Linked DNA regions of Homo sapiens: region 2 is linked to region 1. Evidence: chromatin contacts called from ENCODE Hi-C data. All regions are on one chromosome and are shown on one strand. The core of a region is the stretch at or near the end of the contact, and the rest is flanking DNA. Distances in the headings are between cores, read along the strand shown.

Evidence for each region. A loop is a pair of places that touch in the nucleus more often than their neighbours do. Pooled maps may share reads with other maps.
Region 2: a pooled map shows a loop between it and region 1 (6-fold over the local background). The contact joins two enhancer-like sites. A Hi-C loop is called at or near these places in 1 of 168 maps with a recorded cell type or tissue (endothelial cell of hepatic sinusoid) and 1 of 50 pooled maps.

Annotation. Positions count from the first base shown.
Region 1 is chr10:127,877,822-127,882,935 of GRCh38, forward strand. It overlaps CLRN3 (clarin 3), which reads right to left. Exons shown (of 3, transcript NM_152311.5): 3 at 20-599. The coding sequence ends at 328. Among named protein-coding and RNA genes, the nearest start is that of CLRN3, 13 kb to the right of the region's middle. Within about 2 kb of position 2,915, at least 12 of the 41 ENCODE cell types and tissues checked have a DNase peak (open chromatin) inside an H3K27ac peak, as active enhancers do.
Region 2 is chr10:127,919,963-127,925,076 of GRCh38, forward strand. The region is part of intron 1 of PTPRE (protein tyrosine phosphatase receptor type E); the gene reads left to right. Among named protein-coding and RNA genes, the nearest start is that of PTPRE-AS1, 12 kb to the right of the region's middle. Within about 2 kb of position 1,954, at least 10 of the 41 ENCODE cell types and tissues checked have a DNase peak (open chromatin) inside an H3K27ac peak, as active enhancers do.

The DNA of each region.
Region 1 (5,114 bases), core at 1,665-4,164:
GTGCTTTGAGATACTCAAAGAAAAGAAACATGACACAGCCTTTTATTATTTCAGATCGTGAGACCAGGTCAGAAGGGTCGTTACGCTCATCATGATACTACTGCTTTGAATACCACACAGACCAGCGACATTTCCCATTCATTTCCCCAACCTTGTGGGAAAAATTTTCAGGAGTACAGCATCAATGAAGAACACAGTGTCATGAAACACAAATGCTGTCACAGATGACAGTCACGTTACCATGCTGAATTGTCCAGAGAAGCTAACCAGTTACTACTCAGGGCTGATGTACAATAGATGCAACGCCAAAATGAGATGAAAGAGAATTCAGAATAAAATTCCGTCCCTTGGAGCATATTCCATTGGCTTTCTCTGCTCCTGCTTCCGCTGGTATCTGGCCTTCTGGTAGAAAATGATGATGGTTACAGTGACTATATTTAGAAGAATGACGAGCAGTATGAGCCAGAACGAGTATCCGTAACTGTGGGTCGTTCCTTTACTGGTGGTTGCCGGGTAAAGCATTTGGAACAACTCTTCGGAGAGTTGGTTGGACTGCGTGTTCGCCACAAACAGTATCATGGTCACAAAAACGAAGGATGCTGAAAGGAAGATGGAGTTTCATGCATGGCATGGTGATACAGTTTTTAATGTCACTTATCTTTATGGAACACATATATATGGGAATGTATTGCATATCTACACAGGAGTTTACACTCTTTTAAGCACTAGGGAGAAGGTACAAAATTGTAAGACACAAACTAGATGTCTAGGCATAGAACACTAAAGATTGTGCAGGGCTGTGTATGACCAATAGTGAATGTGCTGACTCAAACGCTTTCAGAAGCAGTTGTGTAACTTGTCTACCAAACAGCGCACTTCCTAGGTGGTGAATGCAGTAGTGTGCTGAATGAATGATTGACTAGGACAGTTCAGAGAGAAGCTGTATAAGGAGGTCTGGGAAGAGCTGAGGAAGGACAGGGCATCACAGATGGAAGAAGCCGCCTTAAAAAGACCCTGGGTGGGCAGTGGGCCTGGAGCACCTGGGACTGTGAGATACAAGCTCAGCTGCTGGGGAGAGGTCCCAGGGTCCTAAGAACTGGGTACGGAGACTGGGCTGCCCTGAGAGCCACAAATGCCATCCCAGGAGCTTGAATCTCATGGCATATGATGCCACTGGCAAGTGTCTAATCAGGAGGAATCTCCTTACAAAACTCATTAGAGAAGAGAACTTATTGCATGTTTATGTCTTCCCTTTTTTATTCTTCACAATATCCTCCACTAGAAAACATTCTTTTTTGTTTGTTTTGAGATGGGGTCTCACTCTCCCCTGGGCTCTGAAGTGCAGTGGTACAATCTCAGCTTACTGAACCTCCACCTCCCAGGCTCCATTGATCCTACCACCTCAGCCTCCTGACTAGCTGAGACTACAGGTATATGCCACCATGCTTGACTAATTTTTTATGGAGACCGGCTTTTTCTATGTTGCCCAGGCTAGTCTCGAACTCCTGGACTCAAGTGATCCACCTGCCTCGGCCTCCAAAAGTGCCGAGTGTGAGCTACTCTGCCGAGCCCTAAAGAACATTCTTCAGTATAGACTTGGGAGAGCCACTTTTGTCTAGTTAAAAGAACGTAGTTCTGGAGTCAGAGAGAACAGGATTGGAAATCCCAGCTAGATGAACTTGAACAAGTCATGTAGCCTTTCTGAGCCTCATTCCTCATCTTTCAAAGGGAATGAGATAGAGACAAAAAAAAAAATGTAGATTAGGGCTTTCGCGGTTGCCTAGTGCTGGAAGTGGGCTGGGAGGGGGTGATAGCTAAAGGGCATGGGGTTTCTTTTCAAGGTGATCAAAATATTCTAAAATTGGCAGTGGTAAGCCTTGCCCATGTCTGAGAACATACAAAAAACCATGGAATTGTATACTTTAATGGGTGAATTGTATGGTGTGTGACTCATGTGTCAATAAAGCTGTTAAAAGAAAGGTTTTGGAGGATAAGGATGCCTATGTTCCAGGATCTGTGATGAGGCCGGTGAGCAGGCTCACCCAGTGAGGTCTGATACGCACGGGGGCCGCCAGGGGATCCTGGCCACGGAAGCCCTTTGAGACTCCGTCTGCCGCCATGTACCCGGAACTCAGTGGACATCAAATGTATCCTGCTATAACCCACACCCAGGGAAACTTTCCAAACGGTCCATCAAAAGGCCTTAATTAGAGGGGTTTTGTATGAGGAGAATGTTTTAAACACTCCTTGATGACAGATCTTCATCCTCAATGTAATGGTTTTATTTCTTAATAATTTGTCCGTACAAAAGCCCTGACCCTCTGAAGCTCTCCAGGTGCCTCACAGCCTTAATTATCTTTCATTTTCCTCTTGTGAAGTTTCTTATAAAAGCTTAATCATAAAGGGGCAGGATGTATATAGTCTAAATGCTTTTTTCCAGAGCGGGCTGCCTAGAACTTTGATTTGAATGGGGAGGGGCCGACACACAGACACAAAATGCAAACCTGAGTCCCCTTTAGTGATGAGATGCCCAGAGCCTCTACCTGCCAGGCTTCTCCAGCCTCTGGGACAGAAGGATTTATAGGGGCTGGAGGAAGCCCCGGGGTAGATGAGGAGCTTCGGAAGGCTCACGGACCCTGGCTTCTGTCCTGGCCTGTGACCATCGGGCCCTGTGACCTCCTGATCACTTTCCACTCTCTGAGTTCCTCAGATGAGACACAAATGTATTTGGAACAGGCAGTCTGCAAAGTTGTCTCTGGCTCCAAGCTTCTCTCAGGGGACAATTTTATCCCCTGAGGCCAGGATACAGCCTCATCAGGTCAGTGTGGTGTAGAAGGTAGGCTGAGGTCAGAGGTCACGGGAACCTAGGAAGTGAGACTGCTGTTTGTCTCCTCAAAGCAGAACCTGCTTCTTTCTGTCAGAAACAAGCCAGGAAACCCACTTCCTTCCCTACCCAACATCTGCTGGCCAAGCAGAGGTAGTTCAAAACCAGCCGCTAGGAGTTTGGAGCACTTCCTTCTGGCCCCAGGACTCCCAGAAGTCAGTCTGATCATGCTGTCCCACAGCCATGACCCAAGGCAAGAATTAAGACATCTCTGTATACAAGCCCTTCTGCAGGCTGAGCCTCCTGGAAACTGAGAGTTTCAGTAAGTTCTCCAACCCTCAAAGCTCCTGTGAGAAAATCAGGAACCCCCAAAGGGCTACTTTGGGCAAAAGTCAGGCCTATCAACACTGTTAGGGTCAAGAGGCCTCAAGGGGCATTTAGAGGAAGCTAAGCTGTGCTGAGGCCTTCTCCCAGGCAGGCATCAGAATGCAATCTGCTCCTTACACATCAACCTCTCAGGTTGTTTTCTGCCCACCTCACAGCCTCCCTCTGTGTGTTAGAACTTGCTCCTGAGCCAGGAAAGGAAGGTGGCAGGAATTCCCTCTCCGTCCAACAATTCTTTGTGGATAGGAGTAGGCAGGGCTACGGGGAGGCTCTCAGGTCCCTGTTTCTCATGTTTTCCTTCACAAACATGCATGAGGCCTCTGCTATATGCAAAGCCAGCCCATACTCTGCTGCGGAGGAGCAGAGATATGGAGCCACAGCCTAGTGGCAAAGGCAGTGGACTTTGAACCCTGCAGGCTGTAGACACAGCAATGCTGGGTCCCTGTTGTTCGGCCGGCGCCACACCTGGCCCTCTACTCTGGTCCTGGCGCCTGTTTTCCCTCCAGGAATGCAGGCTTCCTTCCCCACTCACCCCTGCGGCTGGGGAAGGGCCGATTCCAGCCCCAGCTCCAGGATGGGCAGGTAGCCTTGGCCCATTAGTGGATGGCTTGGGGAATTCAACCCTGCCAGCCACAGAGATTGGTCAAGGGATGGGAGAAGGGCAATGCCAGTGCAAAGTAGCCCAGGACTTTCTCTGAATTTGGAGGAAATGAGAAATTTTTTTCTCCTGGGGCTGCCACCATCAGCAATGAGCCCAGAGTGGCCAGCAGTCATCTTATCTTCAAGAGGATTGATCTGGCCAATTAATGAATGATGGAGTCAACGCTGAGGATTTCAATAGATGGAGCAATGGCAGGAAACAGTCCTCACGACACAGGCCGAGACCTTGACTCGAGCTGTGTCTGAAGCCACTGCTTCTCGTACTTTCTTAGTTGCATGAGCAAAAGTAAAAATAATCTATCTCTTTACCCTGGCCATAAGTACCAATTGGTTTACCTTGGTTTGATTGACTGGGGTGAACCATCATCATACAAGTAGCTTAGGCAAGGGACTCTGGCATTCAGGTGAGTATATCTGATTGTGTAACAAAGTCCCTTAACCTCTGACACTCAGCTCTGCCATAAGAAAGGGAAACAGTGATATTCATTCTACAGGACTTTTGTGCCTCGTCCATAGTGGCTGCCCATTAAATTGGGGGATTTATTTGTTTTTACCCCCAAATAATAAAAGCACAGAAAGAAAGAGCCAGTCATATATGAATGTGGTTAAACTAGCCTGACCCCAAATCCTTAGAGCTGAGGTGTGAGTATGTAATGTGACTCTGGTCCACCTGTAGTCCTGGCTTAATGCTTTTCCATTTTAAAAAGCATCCCTCACCGTCCTACCTGTGCTGTGCTGGGGCCAGTTTGTACATCTCAACTCCACGTCAGTGATCTCACATTGGGAGTTTGAAAATGGCCATGTGGCTGTGTTTACACGATTCCAATCACCAGGGCTTTTTTCTCTTTTTGTTTTTCCCTACTGGAGAGCCAGTTGTTCATATTCCTCAGCACACCTCTACTCCATGACATGGAGACGCTGGCCTCCTTCAGCCACCTGCGCCTACCTCGTGGTAAGGATGACACTCAATGGAGGGACAGGATGATGCTGCCCTCAGCCCCTCCTCCGAGGCTTCCTGACATGTCTGATATCCAGAGCCTCCTTCCTGTGCTTCAAAATTTCAGGCCTGTGTTAAAATGCGTCACCTGGAGCTTACATGAAGCCACCTCAGAAATCATTTCCTTAGGACAGGCTTCATTCCCAAGGTCCAGTTTTGATGGTGGAGAGGGAAAGAACAGGAGAAACCTGACTGCCTGGTGGGAGCAAAAGGCCCTGAAGGCAGCTGGGCAGGGCAAATAGGTACTTC
Region 2 (5,114 bases), core at 704-3,203, 41 kb after region 1:
TTTATGGAGGTTATGCTTTCTTTAGTGGCTTGGCATCTTGGAAATTGGAGCAGCCAGGCTCGGCGTGCTGTGTCCATTTTTAGCCCTAGCAGGCAGGAAGTGTGGCCATGCTCTCTCAGGGTAACTGCTGCGAGTTTGTGGCTAGAATGATGTTGGGTGGGAGTTACTCAACTGTTTGAATGCAATGGGCTTAGCTAATGGTAAGAAAGTGCGTGGAGCCTGGGAAGCAATTGATAGCTGGTTACCCTGAGCTCAGCCTCTAGTAACAAATGACACAAGGCATTTGTGAAGGCTGGAAAGCCTCCGTGAGAAGAGCACCTTGAGTCCCACTGGGAAGGGGCAGCCCCTTGGAGCATGAGGGGTCTCTTGCTGCCTCTGCTTTGGGTCTGGCTGAGGGTCCACTTTGCTCCCTGACCCCAGCCAGGGTACCAGTTCCCAGATTGCTGGTGGGCGTGTGACAGCTCATGTGGCCAAGCACCCTGCCCTGCTTCTTCAAAGCTCCTAGGTGGGGGAGTCCCAGTGGCAGGGCAGAGGGACCAACCCCCATGGCTGACTCAGCTGTAGTCCACCCAGATTGCATTTATGGGTAAGTCTACTAGAGGCACTGTACCCGAGCCTGGGGCAACCCTTCTTCTTTCGTGGACTTCCCTGGTCTCTCCAGGACGTTTCAGTGCAAATGCAGCTGTGTGATACCACCCCATACACTGGCGGGGCTGAAGGGAGGTTGGGTTCCGTATCAGTCAGGGACCTTAGGGATGCACGAGATGGAAATATGACTCAAGTTCAGTCAAGTTCATAGGGGCGTTGACTTACAAAACTGAAAGCTCAGGTACAACTGGATCCACATGGCCAGATGTTGCCACCAAGGCCCTGGCTCTCTCTCATATGTGCTCTGACAGACTCAGTCCTGTGGGGCCTCCAGCAAACTCACATTCTGTCTTCCCTGTGTAAGGAGAGGGCGTTTCCCTACAGATCAACCCAGACATGAGTCTCCTTGGCTCTGACGAGCCAGGCTTGGATAACTGGCCCAACCTCAAAGCTTCCTCGGTGTCTGGGGCTTGCCCTGTTCTGATAATCCAGGCTTGGGCCCTCTGTCTTCCCAGGGGCCAGAGGTGGAAACACAGCTCCTTTGGCAAGTGTCCTATTTTCAGTGGGGGTCCAGGGCAATAAATGAAATACTCGTTACGATAATACCAGCGATCACTGGTGTTGAGGGTGCACTTGCTGAGTGCCAGCCAGATCCTGCTCTAAGCACTTGGACATGTTAACTCGGTCAGTGCTCACAGCTGCAAAACCAGGTGAGGGCAGCAATTAGTGCATTTTTGACAGAAGGAACTGGAGGCCCAGATAGGGTAGCAGCAGGGCAGGGATTTGAAAAGGGATTGAGACCAATAATCCCCAAGACGGAGGAGTGATGCCTATGTGTGGAAGCAGGGGCCACACGGCTGCTGGGGATGGGGTGGGAAGAGGCGTCCTGTGGCCTCCAGGCTCACTCAGGGAGCAGTCAGATGGAAGGCCGGGGTAGACACCTGGACCTGCCTGGGAAGGGCTTTAGAATCACAGGAGGGACGTGAGCTCCATCTTGAACTGGGGGAGGTGATGCCAGGGATGTGGACGTCTATAGGGACTGGGCTGGGGGCACAGAGCTGGGGGCCAGGAGAGGCTCACTGAGCTGTTGCCCAGCAGGGCTGTGCCTCAGAGTCACAGGGGAGGTTCCCGAGAGCCTCCTGCTTGGACCCTGCTCTCATGATTGGCTCCAAGTTCTACAGTGAGGCCAGGGCAGCTGCATTTTTTACAAAGCTCCCCCAGGAAATTCCAAGTGTGGCCAGGGTGGAGAATGCCAGGGTCTTCTGTAGGGTCCCAGAATGAGGTCAGGACTTTCTTCAATGCAGAGGGCAGGAGGGGAGTCCAGGAGGAATGGACAGGGTGCTGTGGCTCAGGGTGCCGGTGGAAGGCAGGCATCGATGCTGAGTCTGAAGCCCTGTGCTGGGCAGGAACTTTGCTCTTGCAGGAAGTGAAACTGCTGGAGGAAATTGCTAAAGGAAAGCAATGGAATAGACTAATCCATGACAAGTTGTTAGTGAATTCATGAAGTCCAATTTTAAGAGCTGCTTTTTGAAAGAAGGCTACTGGAGAAAGGCTAACTAAATAAACAAGTTGCTGATGTTGGGATGTCAGGCAGCTGAGCTGACAGAGATCACTCCCAGCAGCCCTGAAGCCACAGGAGCCACCACACATGGTCATTTACACAGTTCCATTCATTCATTCACTGTCTCAAGTTCATTTAACACATGTGAATGGAAGGCCTTCTGGTGCTGAGACTCCAATGGTGAACAAAACCCATAGGTGCCCTTGCATTCTTTGCCGCCGGACACCTAACCTGAATCTGGGGGTCCTGTGGGAGGCAGTCCCGTAAGGGGCTGTCTGTGCGGAGCTCAGCCCTGCTCTGGAGACTCCGTGGGGCAAGGGGGCCAGGGGGCCATCGAGGGCCGCTCTGAGGTCCTTGTGTTGTCCGTGTGGGATTGAGAAGGCCTCATGCCAGGAGCTGTGCTCTTCTCTTCCAGGTGGGCCGGGGCCATGTGTATTCATTAGGGGCCTGTCATCCAAGTGGGCACTTAGGACAAAGTGGTTGCCCAGCTCTCTGCTCCACAGAACCCCATCTGCCACACATGATACCACTTTTGCTAGGCCTTCTTCTAAAGAGTTCCACTGAACCCGTAAGAGATGTGTGTTCCTGCCACTCTGTTCCCAGCCACAACATAGAAAGGGGACTGAACTCTATACCAAGGTGGGTGGGCTGAGAGCCCCAGGCACAGCGGCTTCTGTCGGGCCATTTCTGCCCAGGTTCCTTTCTCTGGCTCCCTCCCTGCTCCCATCTTCCCTCCCCCTCTGCCCTCTCTGGCTTTTCCCATCCTCAGCTTCATCTCTTAGGACCTCGTCTTCCAGAACCCCAGACCCAGCCAAGCTCGGCCTCCCTCAGGCCTTCAGCTAGTGACCTCAGCATTGGTGGAGGGACTGCTCTGACCCCAGACCCAGCCCTTAGTGGCAACAGTGGCAGCTCTGTGGGCAGCTGTGGCTAACTTGAGCGTCTGGCGGCATTCCCAGCCTGCACTCCTGTCCCAGGCAGAGGCCTGGAGAGCTGGTGCTCAGCCCGGCATAGCGGCTGGCGTGCCATTCTTTTGACATGAGTAATAGCAAAGCAAGTCCAAGAAATGTCCAGTGTTTTCTCCCTGTTGTTGCCCAATTTCAAAGAGATAATCCAATCACCTTATCAGGTGAGGGGTGGGGCAGGCTTCCCAGAAGCAGACAGAGTGTGGGGACACCCTGACCTGGCCCCAGGAGTCTTGGCTATCCAGAGCGAGTGCTACAAGTCTGGGAAGAACCTCATAATGGAATCGCTTGCCTGTTTTGATCCTGATGTGAAAACCAGTTTGAATTTTTTTTTTTTTTTTTTTTTTTGAGACGGAATTTTGCTCTGTTGCCCAGGCTGAAGTGCAGTGGCACGAACTCGGCTCACCGCAACCTCTGCCTCCCAGGTTCAAGTGATTCTCCCGCCTCAGCCTCCTGAGTAGCTGGGATTACAGGCGCCCGCCACCATGCTTGGCTAATTTTTGTATTTTTAGTAAGGACTGGGTTTCACCACGTTGGTCAGGCTGGTCTCGAACTCCTGACCTCGTGATCCACCTGCCTCAGCCTCCCAAAGTTTTGAATTATTTTTAAAGGCTCCAAGGAGAGCTTCTGTTTTGACAGAAACTCTATCAAGATATCATCCAGCCCAGTGTGGAGACACAATCTTCCTTTAACACAGGATTCAAACCACATGCAGTTTACTTCCGGGTATCTCTGTCAGGATCTTGCATTCATTTCCCACTGCCTGATGTCTGGTTGGTGGAAGCTGAGACCCCTGAGGGATCAGAACAGATCCAGGGAGAGCTGGGAGTGCTACTTTTCCATGTCTGGTCTGGGTTTTAGGGAGTGATGTTCCCACAGAAGGCTTAAGCTGGAAAATATCCATGATGAGTCCAGGGTACATTTGGTGGAGGTTTAAATACTGTGTCAAGATGCATACAAATAAACTTAACCGTGGTGCATGGCAGAAGATGTCTCTGGGAAACTGAGTGAACAAGTGAAAGGAACACAAGAGAACAAACTCTTAAGCTTTTTTGTAGAGAAAGAGTTTGTGCTCGAAATAGGGACAAGTTACAGGGTGACAGGCATGACTGTTTTCAGCAGGGAGGGCAAGCGAAGGTGGGTGAGCTTGTTTGTTGTTGTTGTTGTTTTGAAACAGAGTCTCCCTCTGTCACCCAGGCTGGAGTGCAATGGTGCGATCTCGGCTCATTGCAACCTTCGCCTCCCGGATTCAAGTGATTCTTGTGCCTCAGCCTCTCGAGTAGCTGGGACTACAGGCGCCCACCACCGTGCCTGGCTAATTTTTGTATTTTTAGTAGAGACAGGGTTTTGCCATGTTGGCCAGGCTGATCTCAAATTCCTGATCTCAAGATCCTACGCCTACACCTCGGCCTCCCAAAGTGCTAGGACCACAGGCATGAGCCACTGCATCTGGCCAGGTGAGCTGTTTTAAGACCACAAGATCAGGCAGACATGGGATTGTCAGCAGGATTTTTACCATCAGGTAACAGTCAATGTGTTCCCCTCCGCCCAACTTCCCTCACTGTACTCAAGGAATATCTGATGACCCAATAATAAAAACTTACAAGATTAACTGAGATAACCCAGTTTAATGTTCAATAAGGTCCCACTGGGCTGCAGAATACAGAAAAATTGACCCATATAACTTGGCATTTGTATCTTTTCTGCAAAGTCTCAATAATGTATAATTTTAAAATCTAGAAGTTATGGAGCATTGAAGTAGCTGAGCTTTCTAGAAAGCGGACATTGTAATGAATAAGCAAAGCAAGAAAACCTCAGACATTGGTACCAGCTCTATTTTAAGCAGAGGCATGTGGAGCTCCCTGGGATACTTGGAAATGCACATTCCCAGGTACTGCAGAGGCTGTTCCTATGAACTATGCTAACTCAATCTTCAGCACAGTCTTCTGTTTTCTGAGCTCTAGAGCAAGGTTGGCAATTTTGCCCCATCTTACCTGCCTGAA